Linked DNA regions of Homo sapiens: region 1 is linked to region 2. Evidence: read pairs that join two places in POLR2A ChIA-PET (ENCODE). Cell type or tissue: A673. All regions are shown on one strand. Links, peaks and the distances in the headings refer to the core of each region. The heading gives the core; the rest is flanking DNA. Region 1 has its middle 15 kb from the start of EEA1. Region 2 holds the start of LOC105369908 (a long non-coding RNA gene).

Region 1 (16,787 bases), core at 4,887-12,886, 140 kb before region 2:
ATTTTACAACCTACTCTCTCTCTCTGTCTCTTTTTTTTTTTTTTTTTTTTTTTTTTTGAGATGGAGTTTCAATCTTTCGCCCAGGCTGGAGTGAGGTGGCGCGATCTCAGCTCTCTGCAACCTCTGCCCCCCGGGCTCAAGTGATTCTCCTGCCTCAGCCTCCCAAGTAGCTGGGATTACAGGTGCGTATCACTACACCTGGCTGATTTTTGTATTTTTAGTAGAGATGAGGTTTCACCATGTTGGCCAGGCTGGTTCACCTGCCTTGGGCTCCCAAAGTGCTAGGATTACCGGTATGAGCCACCATGCCTGACCACAACCTGTTGTCTCTCTGAAGTCTGCTGAGAGATTCTTCTGCACAATAAAACTTGGTCTCCACAATCCTTTATCTCAACCTGAACATTCCTTTCCATTAATCCCAGGTCTTCAGATAAACTCAACCAGTTGTCAATCAGAAAATTTAAATTTACCTATAGCCTGCTTTAAGTTGTCCCGCCTTTCTAAACCAAACCAATGTATTTCTTAAATGTATATGATTGATGTCTCATGCTTTCCTAAAATATATAAAACCACGCTGTACCCCAACCACCTTGGGCACATGTTCTGAGGACTTCCTGAGGTCTGTGTCATGGGCCATGGTCACTCATATTTGGCTCAGAATAAATCTCTTAAAATATTTTACAGTTTGACTCTTTTTGTCGACAATAATTACATTTTAAGATATATTATAAATAATGCCCTTCCAGCCTAGGCAACATAGCAAGACCCTGTCTCTATAAAAATTTAAAAATCAGCCAGGCATGGTGGCACACACCTGTAGTCCTAGCTACTTGGGAAGTTGAAGCAGGAGGATTGCTTGCATGCAGGAGTTTGAGGCTATAGTGAGCTACGACAGCACCAGTGCATTGTAGCCTGAGTGACAGAGTGAGACATTGTCTCTAAATAAATAAATACATGTTTTAAAATAAATGAAAAGAAAAATGATGTTCTTGGCTGGGCGTGGTGGCCCACGCCCTTAATCCCAACACTTTGGGAGACCGAGGCAGGTGGATCACTTAAGGTCAGGAGTTCAAGACCAGCCTGGCCAACATAGAAACCCTGTCTCTACTAAAAATTCAAAAGTTAGCTGGGCATGGTGGTGCACACTTGTAATCCCAGCTACTCAGGAGACTGAGGCACTAGAATCACTTGAACCTGGGAGGTGGAGGTTGCAGTGAACTGAGATCACACCACTGTACTCTAGCCTGGGTGACAGAGTGAGACTGTGTCTCAAAATAAAAATAAAATAAAATAAATATTTTAAAAATGATGCTTTTAATATATGAAAAGCAATAGCCAAGTCTATCACATTTAAACTTCAAGTTTGTAGAGTACAAAATAGACAATGTAAAGGTGGCACAACAAAAATTCCCATCTATGATAACAGGGTGACTCTTGAATGCCAGTGTCTCCTAAGCAAGACCTGCCTGTGGGCCCCAAGCTGAGCAGCAACAAAATGTAATACAACATATAAAGTATTACAAAAGTGGTGTGGGTACATTTTAGAAACAGAACTAATATCTGAAGCTATTTCCTGAAATATGTCTGTGGGATTGTGGAAGCTAAAGCAACTCCATCTTAGATGCTAATCCACCATGTTGACATCTGATTAATCTGTGTTCCCGGAAGGCCTCTAAGATTTCTACTTTTTCCATTGTTACAGTGAATCCTTCCCTTAGGTCAAAACAACCTTGACCATAAATCCTACCTTAGCCAGACTCACACAGCATTCTTGCCTTCCCCTTGGAAGTCAACTTCAATTGTGCTACACATTTTTTCCCTGTGATATTTAAGCCCTGGGTCTGAAGGGTAATGGAACGGGAGTCCACCATCTCCCTTTTGGACATCTGAGACTGTGCCTTCTTTTTGTAAATCCCTGTTAAATGTTTCTTTCTGAGAATTGGTTGTATCAGCCTCTTTCTTCAGCCTCTCAGCTTCCTCAGACGTTGGGGTAGGTTTGCATAGACCTACTCACCACAGAACAGTGGTCAGGTGAAGTTATTTAGAGTGCAGTATAGAGATGTCATCCCAGCATTAGTCAGAGCTTAGATTTCTTTAAATTTGTGGAGTGTAGTGTTTTTGAAAGTGTGTTCCTTGAAGCCCTAGAGTCCTCAGAAGCCACCTCAGTGGATGGAGAAAATCGAGCAATTGAGGCCCTGTGCTATTCACCTTTGCATTAGCTGGTATAGCTTTACTTTTATCTTTATGTGTTTTACATAATAGGGTGATGAAGAAGAATTCTTTCTTTCTTTGTTTTCCTTTCTTTTTTCTTTTTCTTTTTTTTTTTTTTTTTTTTTTTTTTTTGGTTGTAGATAGGATCTCACTCTGTCGCCCAGGCTGGAGTACAGTGCTGCGATCTCAGCTCATTGCAGCCTCAACCTCTTGGCCTCAAATGATTCTCCCACCTTGGCCTCCCACAGTGCTGGGATTACAGATGTGAACCACTGTGCCCAGCCTGACATTATTTTCTTTACACTGTACACTTCAGGCATGCTGAACTATTACACATTTCTGGGCTCATCATAGTCTCTCCCTTACTTCTGAACCATTATATATGCTATTTCATATGCCTGGAATGTTCCCTACACCCATCCTACTGTTACTTGTCTAATTCCTACTCATCTGCAAGTCTCACCTTGCCTCCCAAACGAAACTACATGGCCTACGTATACCTACATTTTTGTACTCAACCCTGTAACTACAGGGAAGAAGAGACCTTGGGTCAAAAACTCAAAACACTCCGGGCCACATGACAAATTTGACAAAAATGTAAGGTACGTCTTCCAACTACCTTCTCTTGTTCTGAATACACACCCCCAAACTGTCAATTATAATTGGATTCCCATGTAGTTTTGTCTTTAAAGAGTAAATGCACTGGTCCCATTGGTACAGCACAACTCACATAAAAAATTTGTTGCCCTTTGTAAATTAATACCATTTCAGCCTCTGTACGTTTGAATATTATGAGTCTGCTAAGAGAAGAATTTACTTTCAACATGCTGACAAAAATTCAAGTTTTGAAGCTGCTGAGCAAAGATTCAGAGCCTGGACCACAGTGAATTTACCAATTTAAATGAGCATCCTGAGGTCTCTTGACAGCTAGCCAGCTGGCCTCCCTACATGATATAATTAGGATGATGGGCTGCATACAATTTAGACCTACAGCACTTCTATCTCCCCTTAGAATTTGATAGAAACTCAATGATAGATGATTCCAGAGGCTAATTCTAACAATACCATTGATTAAACTCATAGATTACTTAGAATGGTCTGAACATTTAAAGTAATGCAGTAAGGACTCAAATAAATGGTTTTTGTGAAATACTAATCTGAAAATGTCTTGCTAGCATATAGATGGCAGCATAAGTAAAGAATAGAGATGGTAAAGTACTCTAAAGTATTATTACTAGTGACATTATTATTTTGTAAAAATATATTCTAGTGGCCGAGCACGGTGGCTTATGCCTGTAATCCCACCACTTTGGGAGGCCGAGGCGGGTGGATCACGAGGTCAGGAGATCGAGACCATCCTGGCTAACACGGCAAAACCTCATCTCTACTAAAAATACAAAAAATTAGCCAGGCGTGGTGGTAGGCGCCTGTAGTCCCAGCTACTCGGGAGGCTGAGGCAGGAGAATGGCGTGAACCCGGGAGGCAGAGCTTGCAGTGAGCCAAGATCGCGCCACTGCACTCCAGCATGGGCGACAGAGTGAGACACTGTATCAAAAAAAAAAAAAAAAAAAAAAAAAATATATATATATATATGTATATATATATTCTAGTGAAAGAGGTACATACACACATTCCCTCTCTCATTTACATCATTGTTTCTAAGTGATATCAAATGAAATTTAATATTAAAATTTGTAAGATAACATAAACAACACAATACACTTTTTTTTTGTTTTAGATGAAGTCTCACCCTGTAGCCCAGGCTGGAGTGCAACGGCTCAATCTTGGCTCACTGCAATGTCTTCCTCCTGGGTTCAAGCAATTCTCCTGCCTCAGCCTCCCGAGTAGCTGGGATTACAGGCGTGCACCACCACGCCCAGCTAATTTCTTCGTATTTTTGGTAGATACAGGGTTTCACCATGTTGGCCAGGATGGTCTCGAACTCCTGACCTCCTGATCTGCCCACCTCGGCTTCCCAAAGTGCTAGGATCACAGGTGTGAGTCACCGCGCCCGGCCCAATATGCCTTTTTAAAACTTTTTCAGGACAATGCTTGTTATGAGTTAATTGGCTAAAAATGGGACCCAAAAATATATTCTATTGACATATTTTGGTTAATATAAAAAATAGACATTTAGATGATGAAAAAAAGCAACAAACAAATTAACCTGAAAAGAAAATTAAAGAACAACTTGGGAAACATACAGTACTCCTCCTCTTCCTTTTCCCTAATGCCTCTTTCCTCAGGTTGTAGAGCATTGTGTGGCCTTCAGGAAAAAATATCAATTTGCTCAATTAAATTAAAATCCAGTTTGTAATGTTGTTCTGTTGACCTAAAGGGAAAAACTGAGGCAAACGGAATGTAAGTAGAGAGTTTATTTGGGCCAAGTTTGAAGACTGCAACCTAAAACATAGACTCAAAGTTCCCTGAATATGTACTCCAACTAGCAGCAATTACAAGTAGCTGGGGTTTTGTTTTATTTTATTTTATTTATGAGAAAGGGTCTTTCTCTGTCACCCAGGCTGAGTGCAGTGGCACAACCATGGCTCACTGCAGCCTGTGCCTCGTGGGCTCGAGTGATCCTCTTGACTTTTTTCTTTTTTTTTTTTTTGGTAGAGAGAGGGTCTCACTGTGTTGCTCAGGCTGGTTTTGAACTCCTGGGCTCAAGCAATCTTCCTGCCTCTGCCTCCCAAAGTACTGGGATTACAGGCACAAACCACCACACCCAGCCACAAGTAGGTTTTTAAGGGACAAGAAGAGGTGATCTTACACTGTTTACTGATATGGTTTGTCTCTGTGTCCCCACCCAAATCTCATGTTGAATTGTAATCCCTACATGTCAGAGAAGTGGCCTGGCAGGAGTGACTGGATCATGGGGGGCGGATTTCCTCCTTACTTTTCTCATAAAAGTGAGTGAGTTCTCACGAGATCTGATGGTTTAAAAGTGTGGCACTTCCCCTTTCACTCTCTCTCTCTTCCTGCTCTGCTACGGTAAGACGTGCTTTGCTTTCCCTTTGCCTTCCGCCATGATTCTAAGTTTCCTGAGGCCTCCCCAGCCATGCAGAACTGTGAGTCAATCTAACCTCTTTTTAAAATAAATTACCCAGTCTTAGGTAGTTTTTTTTTTTTTTTTTTTTTTTTTTTTGAGATGGAGTCTCGCTTCATCACCCAGGCTGCAGTGCAGTGGCACAATCTCGGCTCACTGCAACCTCCACCTCCAGGGTTCGAGTGATTCTCCTGCCTCAGCCTCCCCAGCAGCTTGGATTACAGGCATCTGCCACCACCCTGGGCTAATTTTTGTATTTTTAGTAGAGACGGGGTTTCACCATGTTGGCCAGTCTTGTCTCAAACTCCTGACCTCAAGTGATTCGCCCACCTCGGCCTCCCAAAGTGCTGGGATTATAGGCATGAGCCACCATGCCCTGCCTCAGGTAGTTCTTTATAGCAGTGTGATAATGGACTAATATATGTACCAATAATTTACATTTAAATAATATAATTTATTGATTGGCTGTACCATGTTCTTTGTATCACAAATTTCAGGAACATGAAGATAATGGGCAGTTCAGCTAGTCAGAAACAAAATGGCTTTTTTTTTCTTCAAAATAGGTGTATTTAAACAGAGACAGGGTTTCTCTATATTGCCGAGGTTGATCTCAAACTCCTGGCTTCAACTGATTCTCTTGTCTTTCCAAAATGCTGAGATTACAGGATGAACCAGCATGCCAGCCAAAATGCCTTTAAACAATTGTCCCTGACTGGGCACGGTGGCTCACACCTGTAATCCCAACACCTTGGGAGGCCAAGGCAGGAGGATCCCTCGAGCCCAGGAGTTAAAGACCAGCCGGGGCAACAAAAGCCATGATCATGCCACTGAACTTCAGCCTGGGCAACAGAGTGAGACCCTGTCTGAAAAAACAAAAAACCTGATAAAGGGCACGTTGGCTCATGCCTATAATGCGAGAACTTTGGGAGACCAAGAAAGGAAGATTGCTTGAGCACAGCCTGGGCAACATGGTGAGACCACATCTTCACACTCACACAAAAATTAGCCAGACATGGTGGCATGCACCTGTAGTCCCAGCTACTCTTGAAGCTGAGTGGGGAGAATCACTTGAGCCAGGGAGGTCGAGGCTGCAGTGAGTTGAGATCATGCCATTGTATTCCAGCCTGGGAAACAGAGCAGGACCCTGTGTCAAAACAAAAACCCAAACAAAAAACAATTACCCCTGGGCATAGATGCAAGATGGTGGGGGGTTGTAGGATGTGACTAAAGTCACATACTCATGTCTCTCTGGGCCTGGCACCTCTTGCAGACCTCACATAGCTCAGATTGCTCTGAGCTATATTTCTTTCCTCAATTCACTCAAGAAACTGCGCTATATATGTTGTTACTGCATAACATGATGGGAAGAAATGTAAAACTAATAAATAATTTAGTTTTTTTATGAGAAGTGACAAAAATCTTTAAACCCTTTCATATACTGAAGAAAAAGTCTGAAATAGCATATATCGTAATTTTAAGTAGAAAAGTTAGGGGTATTGAAACCACCTTCGCAAAAATAAACACTGAGAAAATTATGAAAGAGGTCTGACCTGACTGACTCCAGCTTGCTTACACTCTCCAAGCTGCCCTTCTTCATTCCTGGGTGCAGGCCAAACTAACTTTGGGAGGAATTTAATTTATAGTCTAACTTTGAAACAAAGATGATAACAGCAGTTTCCTGAAACAAACCTCCTTCTTGCCAGGGGGACCAGACTGCCTTTGTAAGACTAACATATTAACCACAAGATTAGAAATGATGGCTTAGGAGCCATGCAGCCAGAAGCCACAGGATTTCAACCCTCCCCAGTTGCTCCTAGGGATAATATTACTATTGTAAAACCTGAGATTGGTGCTCAAGATATTTTTTAGACCCTGCATTATGGTGCATCAGCTGGCACCTCCTGATCAATCAGCACTCTCCACTCCCTGGCCCTCTACCCACCAAACTATCCTTAAAAAAATGCAGTCTCTAAATTTTGGGGGGGACTGATTTCAGTAATAAAACTCTAGTCTTCCATTCAGCTCGCTCTGTGTGAATTAAACTCTTTCTGTATTCCAATTCCCCTGTCTTAATAAATCATCTCTGTTTGGACAGTGGGCAAGGAGAACCCACTGGGCAGTTACAGTATTATTAGGTTAATAAATATATTTGTCCAGGAGTTCGAGTCCAGCCTGGACAACATGATGAAACTCTGCCTGTACAACAAATGCCAAAAAAATTAGCTCAGCATATTGGCCCATGCCTATAGTCCTGGCTACTCGGAAGGCTGAGGTGGGAGGATTGCTTGAGCCCAGGAGGCTGAGGTTGCAGTGAGCCGTGATGGAGCAATTGCATTCCAGCCTGGACGACAGAGTGAGTCTCTGTCTCTAGAAACAAAAACAATATATATTTGTCCCTCCATATTGACAATCTTGCTAAATTTTAAATACTGTGAGGTAGAGTAGATTAAAGGGATCTATTGTACCTTTTGCTCTGAGTTAAAAAGTTGAAAACACTTGGAAAGAGCAAGCCATTTTTAAAAGCTGAAGGCATTCGGAAACACCAAGTCATTTTTCAAGCTTGCATAGTAGCTTCTGACCTCTAGTGGGAACTTGGCTTGAATAACTATGCCTACAGTGTAGAGGGAGCCATATCTACTCTTGTTTTGTTTCATTCTGTTGAATTTTTATTTTCGTGTCTTGTTTCTGTGGTTTGAAGAATAACTACTAAAATTTGGTTTAAGTGTAAATCCTCTAAAGAAATTCTTGCCAGAGCTTTTCTTTATATTTTAACTTGCTTACTCAAGCAACTTAAGCAACAGTTAACTTAGGAAGTTTTTTGTTGAGGTTTTTTTTTTTTTTTTTTTTTTTTTTTTTCCCCATGCAAAAGAGGTATCGTTTGTGTTGAAACCTGGGTTTCACTGGACAACACAATTTACCTGTGGTTGACCTGAGTTTCACTGGACAACACAGTTTACCTGTGGTTGGTTGTAAAATGTTCTGTAATTCAATAAAATAAAGATAAAATACAAGACTCTTTTGGTGGATAAAAATTAATCAATATTTTGACTTTAAAGAAGCTTTGTGTTTCTTTTTAAAATCAATGTTTTGACTTTAAAGAAGCTTTGGTAAGAATGTTTCAACACTGAGTAACATTCTGTTGAACTTTGCAAACATTGTATATGATTTTAAAAGTAATTTATGATAATAGGAAGTTGCATTGGTTATTTACTTGCTCTGTATTACTTTATATATTGTAACTTTTCATTGCAAAGATAAAAATAACTAAACAGAAAGTTTGTAACTAAGCATTTGGTAGCACCGTCTAAGCTTCTTACTTATTTCATTTATTCCTCACAACAATCCTGTGAGGTAAAAAGTAATGAGGTGTTTTGTTGTTGTGATTGTTTGTTTGAGACGGAGTTTCGCTCTTGTTGCCCAGGCTGGAGTGCAATGGCGTGATCTTGGCTCACCACAACCTCTGCCTCCCAGGTTCAAGCGATTCTCTTGCCTCAGCTTCCTGAGTAGCTGGGATTACAGGTATGCGCCACCACACCTGGCTAATTTTGTATTTTTATTAGAGACAGGGTTTCTCCATGTTGGTCAGGCTGGTCTCGAACTCCCGACCTCAGGTGATCTGCCTGCCTCAGCCTCCCAAAGTGATGGGATTACAGGCTTAAGCCACTGTGCCTGGCTAGTCATGAGGTTTAAAAAGATTAAATAACTTGCCCAAATTAAGAAGTGATTGAGCAAAGATTTAAAACCAGACAACCTGACTCGAGAGCCTGCAGTGTCAATGATTTCTAATACTTAAATACCTAGTATGCTGGTTACACTAGTAAAGAGGCAATATTATTCTAGGAGTTTAAATGTTTTATTTACTTTTTTATCTATATATTTTTTAAAAAACATTCTCATAAGCTTTCATCACATATAACTCTATGGTCTTCATAATTTTAATTTCTAATGCCTAACAGTCTATCAACATTAGAATGTAGAAAATCAATCCACAAGGAAGTTTGTTTTTTTATCTCTATTGTTTCATTTTTAGTATATATATTTTAGGTTTTTGTTCGCTCATTAAAAAATGTATAACAAATCAGAAGCATATAAAGTGCATTCCATGTGTCATTGTATAATTTTTAAAAAGCTAAAACCATGGCTCTCATCTAGTACGTATATAAAGAGTTGTCTGAGCATGCTGGCTCACATCTGTAATCCCAACACTTTGGGAGGCCGAGACAGGAGGATTGCTTGAGCCCAGGAGTTTGAGACCAGCCTGGGCAACATAGTGAGACCTTGTCTCTACTAAAAATAAAAAGAACTTAGCCACCTGTGGTGGCATGTGCCTGTGGTCCCAGCTACTCAGGAGGCTGAAGCAGAAGGATTGCTTGAGCCCAGGAGGGCAAAGTTGCAGTGAGCCATGATTGCACCACTACATTCCAGCAGCCTGGCTGACAGAGCAAGACCCTGTCTCAAAAAAAAAAAAAATCCAAAAACAAAATCAAAGAGCTCATAGATAAGAGAGTCAACAACAGGAGAAAGCCAATTCAAAGGGGCATAGGACAGGTAGTCACTGAAAGAAAAAACAAATGCTAGACTATACTAGAACAAACAAAAATGCTAGACTACGATTACTAAATTACATAAAAACTGGTTAGTGCCGCATAGGGTAATAAAACTAACTGTTGGGTTGTAGTCTGTTTACCAGCCTCACAACATCTGCATCTCTATGGGACAAAGGTTATTTGCACTTATATTACACAATGATTATTTGCATCACTATCTGGTTTTCTACAATTTACTTTCTGCTCTTACATCTTTACCAATTATCACTATCTATTATATTGCATATCTTATATATTTACTTTGTTTGCTGTCTTCTCCATTAGAACATTTTCCCACTTCTGTACACTGCTATATCCCCAATGCCTAGAACACTGCCTAGCACATAGAATGTACTTAAAAGTATGTGTGGAATAAATAAATAAGAAAAAATTTTTCCATGCTGGCTAACACGGTGAAATCCCGTCTCTATTAAAAATACAAAAAATTAGCTGGGCATGATGGTGGGTGCCTGTAGTCCCAGCTACTCGGGAGGCTGAGGCAGGAGAATGGTGTGAACCCGGGAGGTGGAGGTTGCAGTGAGCTGAGACCGCGCCACTGCACTCCAGCCTGGGTGACAGAGCAAGACTGCATCAAAAAAAAAAAAAAAAAAGAAAGAAAGAAAAAAATTTTTTAAATGCAGATCAATTTGCCTTTAAAACCACAAGCTATTTTTTTTTTAACTTTTTACCTTTTTCTCTTTTTTTTTTTGAGACTGGGTCCCACTCTGTTGCCCAGGCTGGAGTGCAGTGGCATGATCTTGGCTCACTGCTGCCTTGACCTCCTGGGCTCAAGCGATCCTCCTGCCTCAGCCCCCTGCGTAGCTGGAACTACAGGTGCATGCCACCATGCCCTGCTAATTTTTGTATTTTTGGTAGAGGCAGGGTTTTGACATGTTGCCCAGGCTGGTCTTGACGTTCTGGGCTCAACTGATTCACCTGTGTCAGCCTCCCAAAGTGCTGGGATTATAGGTGTGAGCCTCTGCACCTGGCCCCACAGTTATTTTAAAAGGAAAAATGGGGGAAATGTAAAGTAAACAAACCCCAAGTACATTTAAATGTAAGTTAAATCAGCTGTGTAAAGGACACCCAAGCCCTCATATTGGTGATTGAACAGAGAAAAGCTTGTTTCTACCTATTTGTGGAGAGATGAATAGAAACGACGTGTGATGAGGAAATAAAACATGGAGAAACTGGAGAAAATCTACTAACCCCTCGTTCTTTTTTTTTTTTCTTTTAAGATGGAGTCTAGCTTTGTCGCCAGGCTGGAGTGCAGTGGCGTGATCTCAGCTCACTGCAACCTCCGCCTCTCGGGTTCAAGCGATCCTGCCTCAGCCTCCCAAGTAGCTAGGATTTCAGGTTCATGCCTCCGTGCCTGGCTAATTTTAGTATTTTTAGGAGAGAGATTTCACCATATTGGCCAGGATGATCTCAATCTCCTGACCTCAAGTGATCCACCCACCTCAGCCTCCCAAAGTGCTAGGACTACAGGCGTGAGCCACCGCGCCCAGCCTTACTAACCCCTCATTCTAAAGGTAAATGGAAGGATACAACTTGAGAATGTAGGAGAGAAAAAAAATTTCTTTTCCTCTATTCTTTTTCATTGTGTGGGTCCCTGCAAGTTAGCCTGACAAAAGATAGATTAACAGAAGAAAAGGCATACAAATTTTATTTAATGTTAATTTTTAGCAAACAGAGGTGCTTTTTGTTTTTTGAAGAGATGGGATCTCACTGTGTTGCCCAGGCTGGTCTTGAAACCCTGGGCTCAAGCAATCCTCCCACCTCAGCCTCCCAAAGTTCTGGGATGACAGGCATGAGCCACCATGCCCAGCCCACAGGGGCTTTTCTAAAAAATGAAGTGAAGACTCAGTAAAGCAGATAGGCCTAAGAGCTTAAGTACCACTTTAAACAAAGAATGATAAATTGTGGAGATGGAACAAGGCAACAGAAAAGTGTTTTAGGTTTCCAAGGGCAAATGGTGGGAAGGTAAATATATGGGAGGAGAAACTAATGGAGTAAGGTTGATTTGTGCAGGTCCACTTTGGTATTGACAATCTACAGAATAGGAGAAAATTTTTGCATTCCATCCATCTGACAAAGGCCTAATATCCAGAGTCTACAAAGAACTTAAACAAATTTACAAGAAAAAAAACAACCCCATTAAAAAGTGGGCAAAGGACATGAACAGACACTTCTCAAAAGAAGACATTCATGGAGCCAACAAACATACAGAAAAAAAGCTCAACATCACTGGTGGTTAGATAAATGCAAATCAAAACCACAATGAGATACCACCTCACACCAGTCAGAATGGCAATTATTAAAAAGTCAAGAAACATGGCAAGGTCCACATCGGTGGAAGAAAGCAAGCAAGCTAGGGTGGTAGATTATTACCTGTAAAATTATCTGGCCCTGGTGGGTTTTCTTTGTATGTATGAGAAAATTTTTAAATACTAATTTAATTTTTATGATAATTGTGATTTCTCCTAAATTCATTCATTATATTCTCTTCTTTTAATTTCTGTTTATCATTATTGACCTTTTCCCTCTGTCTTTTAAAAATTATTATTATTTTCTTTTTGAGTCAGAGTTTCACTCTTGTTGTCCAGGCTGGAGTGCAATGATGTGATCTCGGCTCACTGCAACCTCTGCCTCCCAGGTTCAAGCGATTCTCCTGCCTCCCGCATAGCTGGGATTACAGGTGCTCACCACCATGCCCAGCTAATTTTTTGTATTTTTAGTAGAGACGGGGTTTCACCATGTTGGCCAGGCTGGTCTCGAACTCCTGACCTCAAGTGATCCACCCACCTCAGCCCCAAAAGTGCTGTGATTACAGGCATGAGCTACCACGCCCAACTCTTATTTTTTATTATTTGAGACAGAGTCTCACTCTGGTCACCCAGGCTGGAGTGCAGTGGCAAGATCACAGCTCACCACAGCCTCCATCTTCCCATCTCAGGTGATCCTCCCATCTCAGCCTCCTGAGTAGCTGGGACTACAGGCAGGTATCACCAAACCCAGCTAATTACTGTATTTTTTGTAGAGACAGAGTTTTGCCATGTTGCCCAAGCTGGTCTCTAACTCCTGGGCTCAAGCAATCCTCCTGCCTTAGCCTCCCAAAATGCTCAGATTACAGACATGAGCCATTCTTCATTTTTCTGGCCTATTCTTCATTTTTAGTTTCCCATTCTGGCCGACTTGACCATTATCTTTTGCCTAGATGACTATAGAATCTTCCTCTCTAAATGATTGTTTGGCTGGGTGCACTGGCTCATGCCTGTAATCCAAGCACTTTGGGAGGCCAAGGAGGGAGGATTATTTGAGCCCAGGAGTTCAAAACCAGCCTGGCAACAAAGTGAGACACTGTAAGAAAGAAAAGAAAAGAAAAGAAAAGGAAAGAGAAGAGAAGAGAAAAAGAAAGAAAGAGAAAAAGGAAGGAAGAAAGGAAGGAAGGAAAGAGGGAGAGAGGGAGGAAGGAAGGGAGGAGGAAGGAAGAGAGGGAGGGAGGAAGAGAGGGAGGGAGAGAGAAAGCAATAGGAGGGCAGGGGAGGGGAGGGCAGGGGAGGGAAGGGAAGGGCAGGGCAGGGAAGGGAAGAGAAGGGAAGGGAAGGGATTAGCCAGGTGTGGTGGTAGACGCTGGCTGAAGAAGTAGGAGGATCACTCCCAGGAGGTCAAGGCTGCAGTGAGCCATGATCACACCATTGCACTCCAGCCTGGGCAACAAAGCAAGACCCTGGCTCAAAAATAAAAATAAAAAAGTCATTGTTTATATCACAGCCAGAATGGTCATATTTAAACATAAACTAGATTTCTTTTCCTAAACATAACCTAGCCTATAAATCATTAACCAGTTTATACACATAATTCTGCTCCTTGTTCTATTCTCACTTAACAATATATTGGACCTCACTATGTTCAAATATGACATGGGACATACATTTTTTTTTCTTAAAGTATTCTTTGTTTATATGAAATTCAAATGTAACTGGGTGTTCTGTATTTTTAGTTGCTAAATCTGGCAGCCCTACTTCTACCATTGGTCCAACACAAGGTGGCTGTTCCAGTTCTAGCCTCCACTCAGCCATGGGAAGAGCTTAAGTAGGCTTGAGGAGCACAAGTCCAGTTCTCTTTAGGGCAAAACCTGGACATGTCACATATTACTTCTGTGCATATACCATGGGTCAAAACATTTCCACATTTAGCTTCTAAGGAAGCTGGGAAATGTAGTCTTTAGCTAGGCAGGCATGTAGCCAACTAAAACCCTATTGCCAAGAAAGAAAAGAAGAATGGGTACGGGAAAACAACTAGTAGTCCCACATTGACAATAATCTTGGCCAGGTGCGTCGGCTCACGCCTATAATCCCAGCACTTTGGGAGGCCAAGGCAGGGGGAATCACCTGAGGTCAGGCATTCAAGACCAGCCTGACCAACATAGAGAAACCCCGTCTCTACTAAAAACACAAAATTAGCCAGGTGTGGTGGCCCATACCTATAATCCCAGCCACTCGGGAGGCCGAGGCATGAGAATTGCTTGAACCCAGGTGGCGGAGGTTGTGGTGAGCCAAGATTGCATCATTGCACTCCAGTCTGGGCAACAAGAGCCAGGAAGGAAGGAAGAAGGAAGGAAGGGAGGGAGGAAGAGAGGGAGAGAAGAGGGAGGAAGGGAGGGAGGGAGGGAGAAAGCAATAGGATGGGAGGGGAGGGGAGGGAAGGGAAGGGAAGGGAAGGGAAAGGAAGGGAACGGAACGGAAGGGAAGGGAATCCCAGCACTTTGGGCAGCTGCGGCAGGAGGATCACCTGAGGCCAGGAGTTCAAGACCAGCCTGGCCAACATGGAGAAACCCTGTCTCTATTAAAAATAAAAATTAGCAAGGCATGGTGGCTGGTACCTGTAATCCCAGCTACTCGGGAGGCTGAGGCAGCAGAATAACTTGAACCCAGGAGGGGAAGTTTACAGTGAGCCGAGATCATGCCAATGCACTCCAACTTGGGCAATAGAGCAAGACTCCATCTCAAAAAACAAAGAAACTAAATGAGAACATAGTGAGAAATGAAAATTAAATCTGATTAGGCTAATACTTAGGTTTACTCTGCCAGGTGCTTTGCGAAACCTTTTACACACATTATTTCATTAAATCTTTTTCTTTGAGACAGAATCTCTGTCGCCTAGGCTGGAATGCAGTGGTGCAATCTCAGCTTGCTGCAATTTCCGCCTGCTAGGTTCAAGAGATTCTCCTGCCTCAGCCTCTCAAGTAGCTGGGATTACAGGCATGTGTCACCACACTGCCTAAGTTTTGTATTTTTAGTAGAGACGGGGCTTCACCATGTTGGCCAAGCTGATCTTGAACTCCTGACCTCAAATGATTTGCCCACCTCAGCCTCTCAAAGTGTTGGGATTACAGATGTGAGTCACCATGCCCTGCTTCATTAAATCTTTATTGCAACAAGAGGAATTATTATTATTATTATTATTTGAGACACAGTTTTACTCTGTCACCCAGGCTGGAGTGCAGTGGCACCATCTGGCTCACTGCAACCTCTGCTCCCGGGTTCAAGTCATTCTCCTGCTTCAGCCTCCCGGGTAGCTGGGATTACAGGCATGCACCACCATGCCCAGCTAATTTTGTATTTTTAGTAGAAATGGGGTTTCACCATGTTGGCCAGTCTGCTCTCAAACTCCTGATCTGAAGCGATCTGCCCACCTCGGCCTCCCAAAGTGCTGGGATTACAGGCATGAGCGACCATGCCCGGCCAAGAGGAATCATAATTCTTATTTGGCAATAGGGAAAATGGAGGTTGTAAGGGTTAAGTGACTTTCCTAAGTCATATAGCTGATAAAAGATGTAGCCAGTATTCAAAACTGAGGTTAACTTCATTATGCCATATTACATTCACACCTTAAAAAAATAAAATCAAGGTATCTGATATCTAGACAGAGTCTTACTCTCTTGCCCAGGCTGGAGTACAGTGCTGTGATCATGGCTCTCTGCAGCCTCACCCTCCTGGGCTCAAGAAATCCTGCCACCTCAACCTCCCAAGTAGTTGGGACTACAGGCATGTGCCACCACACCTGTCTAATTTTTGTATTTTTTGTAGAGATGGGGTTTCACCATGTTGCCCGGGCTGGTCTTGAAACTCTTGAGTTCCAGCAATCTGTCCACCTCAGCCTCCCAAATTTCTGGGATTACAGGCATGAGCCATGGTTCCTGGCCTTTAAACCTTTCATTATGGAAAATTTCACATGTGAAAATAGAAAGAAAAATGTAACAAAGCCATATGTACCTATTGCCCAGCTTCAATAATTATTTACACCCTGCCATTCTTTTTTTATGAATCTTCCCTTACCCCCTAAATTCTCACAATTTTTTCTTTTATCATGGAGTATTTTAAAACAAATCCCAGTCATCAAATTTCTCTACGTGTAAATATTTCAGTATGCTTCCCTAATGCCTAAGAACTTGAAAAAAGAAACATAACAATAACATTGTCATGCCTCCAAAGAATCATATTTAACATCCAGTCCAAGTTTAACTTTTCTTGATTGTCTCAAGAGTATTTTTATGGCTGTTCAAATAAAAATTCAAACACAGTGCAGACATTACATATTTTACATATTCTCTTAAGTCCGTTTTTTGCTTGCGTCAGCAGCACATATACCAAAATTGGAACGATACAGAGAAGATTAGCATGGCCCCTGCTCAAGGATGACATGCAAATTCGTGAAGCGTTCCAAAATAAATAAATTCATTAATTAAAATTAAAAAAAATTTTTTTTAGTCTACGCTTGGTGGCTCACGCCAGTAATCCCAGCACTTTGGGAGGCCGAGGTGGGCAGATCACAAGGTCAGGAGATTGAGACCAGCCTGGTTCACACGGTGAAACCCCATCTCTACTAAAAAAAAAAAGTACAAAAAATTAGCCGGGTGTGGCGGCGTGTGCTTGAAGTTC
Region 2 (16,787 bases), core at 3,584-11,583:
CAAGTGGAGCCATCAGGTCAAGGTGAAGCCATGGGTGTCAGACATGCAAAAAAACCTGAAAAGATATCTCAAAAAGCCAACCTACAACAGAGATGTTATCTGCAGGAATCACTGGGGAAGCTGCATCTCCTATAACCTCTGGAATAATGACTAAACAATCCTTCATGTCTATACCTTAGCAAGAGACTCAGGCTCTTCTCCTTCCCCTAGCCTGGAGGCCTCCCCTTAGCTTTAGAAAAGCAATTGAGTTTGAGGGAAGGCCTATTATCATTTAAATTTACCCAAATGTCCCTCAAACTCAGCTCAGCCCCAAAGCCCAGGAATAATTAAGGGAAAGGCAAGATGGGGGTGGGGCGAGGGTAGCCCAGCTCACTGTTACAATTTTTCTTACTGATATAATTTTTGCAAAGGCGGTTTCAGTGTTGGTGTTGGATATCAACACCACTGAGGGTGGTGGAGACTGGAAAGGGAGTCTTAGGTGGCTGGTCATGTTTTCTTTCCTGATCTGCAGGCTGATTGCCTGAGTGTGTTGCCTTTGTGAAAATTATTGAACTGTCATTTATATGTGCACTTTATGTATATTAGACTTCAATGAAAAGCACCCCCCACCTCTACAAAAGACAATATTATCCTCCTCAGAGGGCTATTTTAGTATTCAGTGAATTAGTGCAGATAACAAACTTAGAACAGTATCCGGCATATAAGGGCCTCCTAAGTCATTTCCAGCAGTGTTAAAAAAACAAAAGAAAAGCTTTCCTCCAGAAAGCTTTGTGGACTCACCCCTGCGGTTGAGATGCCAATCATTCCCTTCTTATCCACACTTCCTGTGCTTTGAGATACTTTGTATTTGCTCCTCCAAATTCTCCTCCCTGCCACCACCACCCCAGACCCCAGCCCCGGCTTGGCTGTGTCCCTTTGTTAGAGTAGGTAGTTAGGCAGACATAAGCAGCGAAGGAGAGGGGCCTCTTAGCCCAGAAATGTCAGGCAACCATCAGGTGATGGTAGGGCTGTTGTTAAACTGTCTCTCTAAAATAATAATTGGGGTCAGCTGGCACCAGGGAAAGCTACTCTAACAATAGACAGAAAACACCTGAAGCTGGTGATTAGCAACTTCCAGATAAGATCTCAGGAGCTGGATGAGCAGGCTCAAGCATGTGCATTAATTAAGATGCAAAATGGTGGAGTTTAACTGGTATATGACCTTCCTCCAGGAACGCTCAACTTGTAAGGGAAAAATGCCTCAAGTGAACATGCGCACAACTTCCGTAAACACACTGTGCAGTGATCCTTCCCAAGCGCTGGCAGGCCACTGTGCGTGAGGATAGCCCACCCCAAGGGAAGAATCAAGGGAGGAGAAACAGAAACCCAGGAACCACGCCAATGGAGAAAACCCCAAGTCAAGGATCAAATAGGGCACTTGGATCTCTCAAGTTGCCCGCTCGGCCCTCTTCCAAGTGTACTTTGCTTCCTTTCTTTCCTTCCTGCTCTAAAACTTTTTAATAAACTTTTAATTCTGCTCTAAAACTTGTTTCTCACTGCCTTATGCCCTTTGGGTGAATTCTTTCCTTCGAGGAGGGAAGGATCAAGTTTACTGCAGGCCTGTCGGATTCACTGCTGGTAACACCTTTATTAAAGGTTGCAGGTCCTGTCCAGCAGGCCCCTCCACTTGGCTCTCTCCCCAGGTTCTGGTAACTGCCTCTTTTGGCCCAGGGGTAATAATGGTCCCCTGCAGTTAATCCCCAAGGATACTGTACTACTATCCCTTGTGGTTTCTTGTGGTTTTCTTATGCCCAGATCTTTATAAATCACTTCTTATTAAAATCTTCTCCAGTTTTCCCAATTGCAGTGTATTATTAACTTCTGGGACCTGACTGATATCTACCCGCTTAGAAAAGCTATGGAAAGCAGGCCGGGCGCGGTGGCTCACGCCTGTAATCCCAGCACTTTGGGAGGCCGAGGCGGGCGCATCACGAGGTCAGGAGATCGAGACCATCCTGGCTAACACGGTGAAACCCCGTCTCTACTAAAAATATAAAAAAAATTAGCTGGACGTAGTGGCGGGCGCCTATAGTCCCAGCATCTGGGGAGGCTGAGGCAGGAGAATGGCGTGAACCCGGGAGGCGGAGCTTGCAGTGAGCCGAGATCGCGCCACTGCACTCCAGCCTGGGCGACAGAGCGAGACTCAGTCTCAAAAACAAACAAACAAAAAAAAGAAAAGCTATGGAAAGCAGCCATGTAGGCTACGGGACCTCAATCAGTCAGATAACTGCTGACTAGGGCGGACACAAGCAGCTGACCACGCTGAACCAATCAGAATCATAGAAACAGAGGGATTGAACCAGTGGAGAACCACAGAACTATAAGATCATGCACAGGTAGAGCCAGGGTTGGGGCCATGGCAGCCCAAAGGCACCAGCAAGCGGAAGCTACTGTAGGGCAGTTGAAAAAAATTGGTCTGTGGGGAAAAAGGAACACATGCAAAGTATCATTTATTCATGTTTTAAATGCATTAATATATTCAAAAATGTGTTCTAACAATATGCAATCAAATGTAAAATCATCTAATGTGGTCTTCCCAGTTATTAAACTCCATTTTTTTTTTTTAATGTGGGCATGGAGGGGATGGAGTTTCACTCTTGTCACCCAGGCTGGAGTGCAGTGGTGCGATCTTGGCTCACTGCAACCTCTGCCTCCCAGGTTCAAGCGATTCTCCTGCCTCAACCTCCAGAGTAGCTGGGATTACAGGTGCACACAACCACACCTGGCTAATTTTTGTATTTTTAGTAGAAATGGGGTTTCATCATCTTGGCCAGGCTGGTCTCGAACTCCTGACCTCAGGTGATCCACCCACCTACACCTTCCAAAGTGCTGGGATTACAGGCGTGAGCCACACTCTATCTTTTTTTTTTTTTTTTTTTTTAATTCTTCAGCTAAAACAGTGGAAAAGGTGATTTATTATATGGTTGTTACACTCGGCCACAAATAAACACAGAAATAGTCCAGAATGTCACAGGTCCAGGGCAGAGGACCAACATGGGCATTTTGTTTATGAGCAAGGTGGGTCTCAGAGGTGATCGGCGATCAGAGGGCGATGAAGTTCTAGATCCATTGACACAAGCTCTAGACAGTAGCATGCAGTCCCACAACTTGTACCAGCATCCCCAGCGTCTGGCATTCCATGTTTCTGCTCCTGTGGCCTCCACGGTGCAACAAGCTAGCGGTTTACTTGGACCTCTGCCTCATCTTTCTTCTTTTGCGCTTCAGCCTGCGCATTCGCTTCTTCCTCCACTTGGCTCTCATGGCACAGAGGTTTCCAAAAAAAATGGCGCTAAGGCCGAGAGCCACACTCTATCTTTTTTTAAGAGACAAGATCTCACTTTGTTGCCCAGGCTGGGGTGCCATCATAGCTCACTGCAGCCTCGAACTCCTGGGCTCAAGCCATCCTCCTGCCATAGCCTTCCCAGTTGTTAGGACTACAGGTGCACATCACCATGTCCGGCTAATTTTTTAATTTTTCTTAGAGATGGGAATCTCACTATGTTGCCCAGGCTGGTCTAGAACTCCTGGCCTCAAGTGATTCTCCTCCCTTGGCATCCACAAATTACTAGGATTACAGGCGTGAACCACCATGCCTGGCCTTGAACTGTATCTTTAAAGCCCCTGAAATATTGTTCCTACCAAAGTAATATAAATGAGATTATGTCCTAAAATGAACTGTATGAAATGCAAGAAAGCTACTCATTATGAAATCCTGTTAATATATGTGTGTTGGGGTGGATAAGGTAAAGAATGATTGACGCTACTTAATAAATTGTGGTTATCCATTAGTACATTTTTAAATTAAATTACTAATGAAATACAACAAAGTAGAAAATATCAGCCTTCATCATGCTTCTAAGAGCAAATACTGATTTGTGAAACTTATTTCAGTGATACATATACTGGGTCAAGTGTAAAATGTATTTCCACTGGGTCAAAAAAGTTTTTAAAATTCTAGTTAACTGTGGTTAAAATATGCAGTTCAGAAATTACTGTGATGTACTACAGTGTGGGAGTAACACAGGAAGAAAACACAGTAGAGTTATTATAAATAAAATCTTGCTAACATCTATGGGAATCATATATTCTGAGCCTTAATATGTTCTTTCATAGATGGTTTTAAGTTGGAGGTGGTCATCGAGCTACCATTTCATCATCATCCTTCTCACTTTTCTCTTTTTACAAACTGGAGAACGGTACTGTCATCATTTAGGTATCCCCCCAGTGCTTGGAACACCATATGCACTAGATAAATGTTTGATACATCTCTAGAAAATGGTCTTTTCACAAAGCCATTGTGTTTACATAGAATCAATGATATGAATAAGATATTTAAAATTTCCATATATGCACTGCTGTAATCAAACATCATATGATCACTGTAATATCCCATAAGCAGTGGTTTTATATAAAAAAATTTTGAGGCCGGGTGCAGTGGCTCACGCCTGTAATCCCAGCACTTTGGGAGGCCGAGGTGTGTGGATCACGAGGTCAGGAGATCGAGACCATCCTGGCTAACCTAGTGAAACCCCATCTCTACTAAAAATATGACAACAAAAGAAAAATTAGCCGGGCATGGTGGCAGGTGCCTGTGGTCCCAGCTACTCGGGAGGCTGAGGCAGGAGAATAGCAGGAACCCGGGAGGCAGAGCTTGCAGTGAGTGGAGATTGCACCACTGCACTCCAGCCTGGGCAACAGAGTGAGACTCCGTCTCAAAAAAAAAAAAGAAAAAAATTTTGAAAGACTACATTTTAAAAAAATGAGCTATTATTGTTATTCTTTATATTATTTTTCATTGGCATTTTTATTTAGATGTAATAATGTTGATGCTAATACCGCGTCAGTAACAAACTTTACTAGCTGTAGTGAGTTGAACTGTGGCTCCCAAAAGTTATGTCCACCTGAAACCTCAGAATGTGATCTTATTTGAATACAAGTCTTTGTAGATGTAATTAAGATAAGGGTCTCAAGATGAGATCATCCTGGATTGAGCTGGGACTTTAATCCAGTGAGAAATGTCCTTCCAAGAAAGAGAAAAGAAGACACAGAGACAAAAAGAGAAAGCCATGTGAAGACCAGGGCAGAGGCTGGAGTTATAAAGTCCCAAACCACAGAATGCCAAGGATTGCTGGGAGCCACCAGAATCCAGGAGAGAGGCATGGGATGGATTCTCCCTCAGAACCTTCAGCGGGAACGTGGCCCTGGCAAGACCTTGATTTTGAATTTGTGGCCTTCAGAACTTAGAGAGAATAAATTTCTGTTGTGTTAAGCCACCAACTTTGAGGTAATTTGTTAACAGCAGCTCTAGGAAACTAATATACCAGCTGAATAATATACTGATAGTTTAAAGGTCACACCAATTATAGATTTGGTTTTCCTGGCCCTTGCCTGACCTATGTCTTTCACTTAGAGAATGTTGGTAAGAGTTTATTCTGAAGCAGTAGTATTGGATTCCCACAGACAAACATACGAGGTCACATGGCAGCTGCTTTACACAGGACTGTCAACTGGGCCATTGCTATGGTTAGAATGTTTGTGTTCCCTACAAAGTTCACATTGGGATTCAATCCCCAGTGCAGGTTTATTAAGAGGCAGGACTTTTAGGAGGTAATTAGGTTATGAAGGCTCTGCCCTCATGAATGGAATTAATGCTCTTATACAAGGGCTTGAGAGCCTGTGCAATATAGGGGGACCCCATCTCTACAAAATATTTAAAAATTAGCCAGGCATGGTGGTGCACACCTATAGTCCCAGCTACTCTGGAGGCTGAATTAGGAGGATCACTTGTGCCTGGGAGGTTGAGGCTGCAGTGAAATGTGATCATGCCACTGCACTGCAGCCTGAGTGACAAAGTAATACCCTGTTTGAAAACGAAATAAAATAAATAAAAGGGCTTAACAGAGTTCATTTGGCCCTTTTTGCCCTTCCACCATGTGAGGACACCACAAGAAACCCCCCATGAGGAATAGGCCTTCACCAGACTCAGCTGCTGGTTTATTGCTCTTGGACTTCCCAGCCTCTAGAACAGTAAGAAAGAAAGTCTGTTCTTAATATATTATTCAATCTAAGATGTTTTGTTATAGCAGCAAGAACAGACTAAGACAACTATTGCTTGGATTTTCTTTTACTCCTCAAAAGCCAAATATGTCCATGGTTGAAACCAAAGAAACTGGATTTTCATTCCAACTGAACGACCACAGTAGCAGAGCGATCAGGAACATGGGATGGGGTCAGGTAGTTCTGGATTGGAATCCCGGCTCCAACCCTTAACTGAGGGAGTGAACTTGGACAAATACCTGAAACTCTGGGCCTCTCTTTGCTCATTTGTAAAACAAGAATTGTTAAACTCCCTCAAATGCTGTCAGACAATTTAATAAGGAAAACACCATCTTGACAAAGTCTTAGTGGTACCTCAGAAAAAAGAAGTCAGGGATGGATATTTATACAGTTTTGAGATCTTGGTTCAAGTAACCTCAAGAGTCTTTAAAGAAGGGAACTGAAGGTCAGGCGTGGTGGTTCATGCCTGTAATCCCAGCACTTTGGGAGGCCAAGGCAGGCAGATCAACTGAGGTCGGAAGTTCAAGACCAGCCTAACCAACATAGAGAAACCCCATCACTACTAAAAATACAAAGTTAGCTGGGCGTGATGGTGCATGCCTGTAATCCCAGCACTTTGGGAGGCCAAGGCAGGCAAATCAACTGAGGTCGGAAGTTCGAGACCAACCTGACCAACATAGAGAAACCCCATCACTACTAAAAATACAAAATTAGCCCGGTGTGGTGGTGCATGCCTGTAATCCCAGCTACTCGGGAGGCTGAGGCAGGAGAATTGCTTGAACCTGGGAGGCAGAGGTTGCAGTGAGCCGAGATCGCGCCGTTGTACTCCAGCCTGGGCAACAAGAGCGAAATTCTATCTCAAAAAAAATAAATAAATAAAAGGGAACTGACTGGAATTGGGCTAAGATCATGATGTAACCTTAGCCCAAGGTGGACGAAGGGAGGATCTTAAAGCAAGTGTTGATGAGTAAACTATGGCTTGATGAGAGTGAGCAATTTGCCCAAGGGAGCAGATTGTTATCTCAGATAAGCTGATCAGCAGGAATTTCCTAATGCAAACAGAGAAGTTATTTGTTGGCTTACAGTCTTATCTATTCTATGAAAAGTTTTCAGAACAAGTAACTTAAGTTATATTGACACAGGTGGTCTGAGTTCTAAGTCCAAATAGCAATGTCATGTTGATGGCAGTTGTCACAGTTCTCAAGAGAATGATATCTACTTTCTGTGGCTGTTGTCAGGAGTAAATGACATCATGGTTCTATAGTATCTGCCACACAGCAGGGACTAAATAAGATATTATTATTATCCATTTTAATTTATTTTGAAAGACCAAACAGATGTAATAGGAAATTTTTATATCTCTCAAATTTTTATTGCTTTTCATAAATAATAAGCAAAGTAAATGGCTTGCGGCTTTCCTGGAGTTTAGGAACTACTAAGTTACTAAGGTTATAGTAGAATTTGCACTTACTGAAAGAAAAAAAAAGGGGACAAAAGGAAAAAAAACATTGAGAGCTCTTTTTCTTTGCCATGATGCTAGTTGTCGGCATATTTGCATTCCCCAAGGACTTGGGAGTAATTAGCTCTGCATAAGCTGCACATCTTCAGGAAGAAAACAACTTTTATAAATGCAGAGAGGTTTCATGAAATGGTGTGTCATATGGAAATGCAATAATTTCTGGAGACTAGGAGTCTTTATTCATTCCCTCTGCATATTCTCAATTGAATTAGTAAAATTTTCTTATAAGAGAATGCTACATCTCTTCAGTCTCTGAACATACAAAGCCCAGAGGAACTTCTTGAGTGTTTGTATATTTGAGTGTTTGACTTCAGAATCTCTAGACGGTGGTTGAGTCTTATCCTCAGGAACAGAAAGCAACATGGTCAGATGCCTGTTTGACTCCAAGGGCAGTGCTCATTCAATGCCCCCACCCCAGCTTTCTCCACTGAACCTCGCAGCAGCATTCTAAAGACTGCAGGAGGGACTGCCCTGGTTTTGCCCCCTTCACTCCAGGGAGTCTGAACCTGCTTCACTCAACTTTCCCATCTCTAAAAGAGAGACAAAAAGTGCAGCACTCTTAATGTTTTGATGCGTCATTAAAACAAATAAAATAATCCAAACGATGTAGAAGAAAATTGTTTTACTGACAAATAATAATTATACATATTTATGGGGTACAATGTAACATTTTGATACACCAAGGGATGATTAAATCAAGCTAATTAACATATCCAGCACCTCACCTACTTACCTTTTTTTTCCTAGTGAGAATATTTAAAATCTACTCTTAGCAATTTTGAAATATGTAGTAAGTTATTATTAACTATGGTCACCATGCTGCGCACTAACATTTATTCCTCCTGTCTAACTCAAACTTTGTACCCTTTGACCAACATCTCCTCTTTCCCTGTCCCACCCCGTACCCCCATCCTTGAGTAATCATCATTCTATTCTCTACTTCTGTAAGTTCCACTTTTTTAGATTCCACAGGTAAGTGAAATCATGGAGTATTTGTCTTTCTGTGCTTGGTTTATTTCACTAAACATAATGTCCTCCAGGCTTATCTATGATGTTGCAAATGACAGAATTTCTTTCTTTTTAAAGGGTGTCTAGTATTGTGTAGCCAATTCTTCATAATCCCAAGATATCATTACTATGTGATAATAAAGGCAAGCGTATGAAGTAAAAGAAACTGTAGTAGGTCAAACTAATAAGAAAAATGCTGATCTGAATGTCTATACAATGCATAGATTGTGTTTTTAAAAATGCAACAGTATATAATTTCCGGACCTGCTATAGTCTTGGGAACTAAGCAGTATAAAACTTGGCTAGTGACTAGATAAAATGATGATGTATAACAGACATTAGTTACTTATATGCTTAATTAATCTGAACATTTACCCTACACTCTTATTGGCGTTATTAATTTGTTCAATTTGTTAAAAGAGTTTCCTAAGAAAATGTGGCTTTATTTCAGTACCTATTTTGAATCCCAAATATTTTTTATATTCTGGCTTGATAACTGAGTGACTAAGAGGTTTCAGGGCCTTGCTACTTGGGTTTGTATACAGGCCTACCATTTTCTGGCTATGTTTTCTTAGATTACTTCACCTCTCTGTAACTTAGTTTCCTCAATGATAAAATAAAAATAATAATCATGGTCACCTCATAGGGTAGTTAGGAGGATTGAATGTGTTAGTTCTTATAAAGTGATTAAAGAACCAAATGCATAGTATGTTAGTTCTTGTTTATTTTTCTTGAAGTTAACTGTAGGAATTTTACCACTTACAATTTACAGTGGCATTGCTCTATGGGAATAATACTACGTGGGAGGATTCTACCGTGGTTTTTGATATAGTTTGGATGCTGTCCTCCTCCAAATCTCATGTGGAAATGTAATCTCCAGTGTTGAAGGTGGGGCCTCGTGGGAGGTGATTGGATCATGGGGAGTCTTTCCCCCTTGGTACTGTCCTCACCACAGTGAGTGAGGTCCTGTGAGATCTCATTGTTTAAAAGTGTGTGGCACTCCCCCAACTCCTGCTCCTGCTTCCGCCATGTGAAATGCCTCACTTCCCCTTTGCCTTCCACCATGATTGGAAGATTCCTGAGGCCTCCCCAGAAGCAAAAGCTGCTATGCTTCATGTACAACCTGCAGAGCCATGAGCCAATTAAACCTCTTTTCTTTATAAATTACCCAGTCTTAGGTATTTTTTTATAGCAGTGAATGGATTAACACATTTTATTTCAAATTTATATCCTGTATAGCCTTGCATTATGAAAAGAGCACAGAACAGGAAGTTAGGACATCTTGCTTTGAGGTCTAGAACAGCCATCAACTATATGATCTTGGGTGAGTCACTTCACCTCTCTGAACCTGTTTCCTCAAGAAAAATAAGCAGAGTAGGCTGCCTGCGTGATCTCAAGACAACACACTGTGCTAGAATGAGTCTTACAGCAAGAGTTCAAAGTTCAAATTCTAATTCTAGAACTCGTTGAGTGTAAAATTCACAGCAAGTCATAGAACCTCTTGGAACCCCAGTTTCCACATCTGGAAGAAGGGGCAGAATAGTATCAAAAATGCTTCACTCCCAGGAATGTGGTGAGCATAAAATTAAATAATGAAAAAGTCAACTATAAAGCACTAAATAAATATAAGGTAAAACTATTAATAAAATCTCATTTAGTTTAATATTTCTGCTAAATCTTTTTATTTTCCTATAATCTTTTCCAAGTATTTGTTCTTCTGCAGGTAGAATTCTGTGGGTTGAAACCAGACTATAAAAATCTGTGTGTTTTTTTTTTTTTTTGTCACTCAGACTATCTGCTATGAAGAATGTTTTCCCTTAGTTAAGGTAACAGCTATAAATGTTCAGTTTGCCCCTGAGTCATTATCTGAGTCATGATTCTGTATGAGTCAAGAAATCTAAGAAATATAGAAATTATCTATTTATCCCCTTTCTTTTCTTTGTATAAATATCTCTAGATATAACCAATAAATAACTTGCCTCTATCTTGGGTTTCTTAATATTTTAAAGAGACTGTTGTAGAGGAATAGGGTAATGGGAGATTATCTTCATCAAGAAAGAGCCTGTGCATATAACCTGTACACACACACACACACACACACTCACACACACACACACAAAATCAACAAAACCCTATGCTCCAGCCAGAAAAACACCTTCTTGCCACTAGGCCCCTATTAGTGCTGGTCCCTCCACCTGGAATTCCTGTTCCTCTGATTTCTAACTGTTCAATTATACCTAGAATTCAGGGTTTTGTTATAATCTCAAACTTTCAGTGAGATGGATTGAGTGGTTCTTTGCCCAGTGAAAAATCTTTAAGGCCAATATTCCTTTTTTTGCAGATGGTGAATCTGACAGAGGAAGAATTAAATGACTTGTTCAAGGTCACCTTTGAGGAATTTGCAGGAAGTTTAACTTATGTATATTTTTCCCCTGTAGTACCCCAGGTATATCTTTTCAAATCATCCTCGTCTGAACCAATTTATGCTCCCCTTACCCATCAGGTTCTCCTGTAACACATATATAATACCACATGTTGCCTTGCACTATAGTTGCTTGTGAATAGATACCTCCCTTCCCAGAGAGTAGGTCCCACAGAAGAGTAACTATCTTATTCTCCAAATCCTTTAGAGCTTTTAGCACTGAGTACATACCCAGGTATCACAAATTTTGTATTTGTTGAATTGGAGTGGAACATCTCAAGGATATTTTTCTATTGCCTTTCTATGAATAAGCTCAGTTTTGCATGAGTCCACTTTGATTCTCACCTAAATAAGATCATGTAGAAACACCAAAAGCACCAGTGTAGATGCAAGAGATGGTGAAGACCTGAGGCCTTCACTGCTGCCTCCTGCCAGCCCTGCAGTTCTCAAAGAACAAGGGTCGTTGGGCAATCCTTCCAGACAGCTTCTGGGAGTGACCCGTCCTTGACACATTGAGTTAGCTGTGCTCTGAAGGCCCAAAGCGATTCGAAGCATGATTTTAATGACTGTCATTACTTCTGCCATTACTACCACCCAATAAAAACCATCATCAGCTTGATGTGATTATCCCTCGGTTGTGCAGTGCCTCTGGACTCCAGCAAGCAACAGAGCATATGGTCTTTGCCAATAGCATTATTCATCAATGGAGGATAAAATTCACAGTAGCACCCAGCTTGTCACAGTGGGGAATGGCTTTGGGCAAGTCACAGCTTCAGCTCAGCTTAGCTCTTTCCAAGATGTGGGCTCTTATTCACAATGCCCTTCATAAAAGTGAAAATGAAACACATGCTGAATGGGATTTTTAGAACAATAAGAACCCTATAATTAGGAAGCAATAGCTAAAATTATATTATCCCTGAGAGCAAAGCATAGTAACAAGTTAATGCAATTACTAATCCAGCTTTTTCCGAGGTAGAAGCAAACCATGCAATTATATCCTTAGTCTATATTTTTTCAGGGGCCTAATGACAGGAAAACAAATGAAGTGGATCCCCATCTTCCACCCTTGCCTCCGCTAAGCCATCAGAGGACAAGTTTCCCACCCCACTCTCTCCAATTTCACTTGAAAAATAAAACAGGCCTCCAGCTGTGAAATGGATTATGCTCTACAACTATGTACCTGGAATAGAAGCCATCATTCTTCATGAAGTTTGCTGAGAATTATGTATCGCAGCCTGGCAGCTTCCTGTTCCCTCGTTAGCCTGCATATCCCACTTAACGAAAGATTCGCCATGCACTGACTTGTATGTGACTCACAGTGTGCACAGTATGCACTGACTGTGACCTGTCCCCAAATGAACACAGTACCAGTCTAACGTACCACCTTACCTATGGCTCTCTCCCATACACACCCAATCCACTGCAGGCAAATGATCTACCCACAATCTCCCAAACACAGTCTTCACTGTCTGGTCACTGCTCCTTTACACGTGGCATTCACTCTGCTTGCAGAGGCATTTTAGAGTGGATATCTAAAGAAGGAGATTTCTCCCAAGCATGCACATAGGAGGGCACTGGTCTGATGCTCTGATTGACAGTTCACTACTGCAAAGAGGACAGATGAGAAAGCAGCTCAGCTCTTTGATGCTAAGGAAAAAACACAGAACCTCACTTATCTATATGTAATCACAAACTTTAGTATCCATCAGTACCAAGCCAAAATAGTTCCTGTTTGGACATACATTATTAGAAATTAACAACAAAATTTAGTAAATGGTTGGCCAGTTCTGAACGCAGAATAGCCACCTCTGAGTGAGCATTTTGATCAATCTAACTCACACATTTCTGGTTCAACAAAGTTATTAGATGAGAAGACCCAAAACGGTGTGTAAATGGGACACAGATTTATAAACAGTTAATTTATAATCATATATGGCAAATTAACCTGTATGTCACTAATGTGCCACCAATCATAAGACATGCCATCATTTAATCTGTCATGAAGAAGTGAAAAACTCAATTAAACGGTGACATCATGCTTCCTGATTAGAAATGTTCATTTTTTTGTTATGCTAAATTTACATAAATACATATTTATTTAAACAACACGGGGCCACAATATGAACATCTATGCCCAAGTTTCTGCATGCCCAGCAATGACTGCCACCCTGACAATGGTGACTGATATCATCAAGTGTAACATGCATCCTGATTCAAGTTGTTCAACTGTGACACAACGGGTACCTTAGCACTGATGAAATATGGTACCCGCCTGCGTCACATGAGCTTCTCATGATCCAGCAGCCTCTCCTCACCTGACACTGGCTCTAGTCCCCAGTAATGACTCTGATCCTGTTTGTCCTAGGAGTCTTCTCTTCCTTTGTTTCCCACTTCCCTCACTGGGCTACTCAGTAACCAGTTAGCTGTTAAGGCGCAAGCCTTTTTTTATTTTAATTTTTATTTTTTCCAAAACTCCTCAACAATTGCAATTGCCACTTTGTTTCTACTATTATTGCCCTTGACTTATTTCTTTATTTATTTAAGTTTCTTTTGTTTTTAAACAAGAAGGCTGGGTACAGTGGCTCGTGCAGATAATCCCAGCAATTTGGGAGGCCGAGGCAGGTGGCTCACTGGAGGTCCTGAGTTCAAGACCAGCCTGGCCAACATGGCAAAACCCTGTCTCTACTAAAAATACAAAAATTACCTAGAGGTGGTGGCACACGCCTGTAATCCCAGCTACTCACATGGCTGAGGCAGGAGAATTGCTTGAACCTGGGCAGCAGAGGTTGCAGTGAACCAAGATCGTGCCACTGTACTCCAGCCTGGGCAACAGAGCGAGACCCTGTCCAAAAAAAAAAAAAAAATCTCAAGGCTGGGCATGGTGGCTCACGCCTATAATCCCAGTACTTTGGGAGTCACAGTACTCAGGATCATCTGAGGTCAGGAGTTGAATACCAGCCTGGCCAACGTGATGAAACCTCGTCTCTACTAAAAATACAAAAATCAGCCGTGCATGGTGGCATATGCCTGTAATCCCAGCTACTTGGGAGGCTGACACAGGAGAATTGCTTCAACCTGGGAGACGGAAGTTGCAGTGAGCCGAGATTACGCCACTGCACTCCAGCCTGAGCAACAAAGTGAGACTCCATCTGAAAAAAAAAAAAAAAAAAAAAACCAAGAGAATCTTCCATCATCAATTGAAAAACAGTAACTGCCCTTATTCTCACCCAGGAGGAGAGAATGAAAAAATGTTATCATTTTAATATCTTTATAATTTTAGTACCATGTACATAACATGAAGTTTACCATTTAATCATTTTTATTACAACAAAATATTTTTTAATTTTTCTGCTATTGTTGTCATATACTTTACTTCCGTGCATGTTATAAACACCATGATACATTGCTATAATTTTTCCCCAAGAGGCTTTCAGAGGTCTGCAATGAGTTAGGGTTGAAAAAACAGTGATCCAATGTGCTAGTTCAAAGACTGCCTCTCCTTGGCTTCCAGGAAGCCTTCTAAACCTACCTTTTCTATTAGCCTACCTTTTTTTTTTCTTTCCAATCTTTTAAAATTCTATTACAGATGTACAGCAAGATCAAAGGGAACACCTTGTCCCTGGGGCTTTAGCTACTGGCTGGAAGAGAAGCATAGAAATGTCTTTAACTCTTTCCAGTGGATATCACTAAGGTTATCCAATCATCCCATGACCACTCGGCCAGAGGGGGTGAGATCACCCCACCACATCCTTTACATGCACACACACACACAAACACACACACACACACAAACACACACACACCTTTCAGGCTTACTGTTGCCTTTTTATTTACTTTGCTTCACCTTGGAAGAGACTGTTAATGCTCATGCTAACCTGATTTCACCTGTATAAAAATGTCCAGGGACATGTGGGCATTCTGTGATTTGTCCTGGTTCTAAATATCCCTGAGGGTGGTCCTGACCCACATAAAAACAAGTCTGCTTCAGAGCCAGCTTCAAAGCCTACCTCTCTGATCCCCAAACCTCAGGTGATCGCACTGTCCTCTGGCCAGTGATGGTTCTTAGAGTCTGTACTTCCTATTTGATATTTATACGCAATGGCGTGCTGGTAAATGTTTAGCACCTGGCTCTGGGGGTGGAGAGGTAGGAGTCTGGGTTCGGCGGGTTTATAGATTCAATTTCTGTGGTGTAAACACTCCCACCATGGCTATTTCAAGCCACCAGTATGATGTCACTGACCACAGTCAGGAAGAGACGCAGAGTGGCATATTGTTATGTAGTATTTCTACCACACAGATATAATACACATAAATAACTTCAAGATCAGAGATAATACTGAAAGGTAATAAAACAATTAGTAATGAGTTTTGACTATTTATTATCTTTGTTATTAGTATACTTTATTTAATTATAACTTTATATAATTTAATTTCTAATAATGGCTGTGTTTAATAACCAGCTCACAAAACTGGAAAACTTAGCAATTGGCTTTTGCAAGCCAGTAGGAGCAGCTCCAGCCCACAAAAGTAATAAAGTATATGCTATCTTGTATTATTATTTTAAATCTTTTATGTCCCCAACTAAATTATATACTTCAGATTATGAAGTTATTTGTCTTAAATACTTCTTTTTATTTACCATGCTGCTAAACACAAATAGGTAATTAACTTCTTTTTTTTTTTTTTTTTTTGAGATGGAGTCTCACTCTGTCGCCCAGGCTGGAGTGCAGTGGCACCATCTCGGCTCACTGCAACTTCCGCCTCCCAGGTTCAAGAGATCCTCCTGCCTCAGCCCCACTAGTAGCTGGGATTACAGGTACGTGCCACCATGCCTGGCTAATTTTTGTAGTTTTAATAGAGATGGGGTTTCACCATGTTGGCCAAGCTGGTCTTGAACTCCTGACCTCAGGTGATCCACCTGCCTCGGCCTCCCAAAGTGTTGGGATTACAGGCGTGAGCCACTGAGCCCAGCTGGTAATTAACTTCTAACATTAATAACGTTTACTCATTGTAAATGTTTTTGAGAGGCCACTAAAATTCACCAATAACAAAATTTAGACTGGGCCCCAAATCTGACCCTTCCTGAATCATATCTTTAACCTAGAAAGTTTATGCACTAAAAAAATTTATCAAAAAAGATATATTGGCTGAGTGAGGTGGCTCACCCCTCTAATCCCAGCACTTTGGGAGGCCGAGGCTAGTGGATTGCTTGAGCCTAGGAGTTTGTGACCAGCCTAGGCAACATGGCAAAACCCTGTCTCTACTAAAAATAAATGAAAAAAAAAAAAAAAGATGTATTACTGACAGTGTAATTGAATCATTTCTGCTACCAGCTATAAGATTGCCTACCATTAAGAGCAGCGGTGACCAGCTTTGTTATCAATGCTGTTAGGAACATTGATTAACTTTCAACCCCAACAAGCAAGCAAGCCAACTCCTATGACTGCTGAAGTGAGCGCTCTAAAAGAGAGAGTATTCTTGGAGGAGGGAGCCCCGTGGTGGGTAAACAAACTGAGAAACTTAGCTAACCAAACTTGCAAGAATGATCAGTCTCTTTATAATTTACGGTTACCAAGAATTGGCATGTAACCCAAAATGTCAACTTATTATCAAGGAGATACTATCATTATCCTACTGATGGAATATCTTCCCAGTAACAATGATATTGGTATTCATTAACCAGGATTCTTCCTTCCCAGAAACAAGGAATCAGATTAGCAATGAGAAGGATATTTGTTGTGT

The links. ChIA-PET counts read pairs that join two places held together with the same protein. Peaks named below come from ENCODE experiments on the same cell type or tissue, not always from the same donor. Only the 100,000 strongest peaks of a DNase experiment are listed, where the experiment ranks them.
Region 1: POLR2A ChIA-PET joins it to region 2 with 23 read pairs; 2 of 35 experiments call an interaction of 5 or more read pairs at or near these places.

The regions. Positions count from the first base shown.
Region 1 is chr12:92,936,168-92,952,954 of GRCh38, forward strand. It overlaps the pseudogene RNU6-1329P. Among named protein-coding and RNA genes, the nearest start is that of EEA1, 15 kb to the left of the region's middle. RefSeq lists an enhancer at 2,146-2,195. In A673, for the core only: a CTCF peak has its summit at 7,817 (motif pointing left); no DNase peak of the experiment used is centred there.
Region 2 is chr12:93,080,376-93,097,162 of GRCh38, forward strand. All of the region lies in intron 3 of LOC643339 (a long non-coding RNA gene), which reads right to left. It overlaps LOC105369908 (a long non-coding RNA gene), which reads left to right and starts at 10,105. Exons shown (of 4, transcript NR_188219.1): 1 at 10,105-10,253; 2 at 15,740-15,861. It also overlaps the pseudogene RPL41P5. In A673, for the core only: no CTCF peak of the experiment used is centred there; DNase peaks (open chromatin) are centred at 7,656 and 9,976; H3K27ac peaks cover 1,166 bases.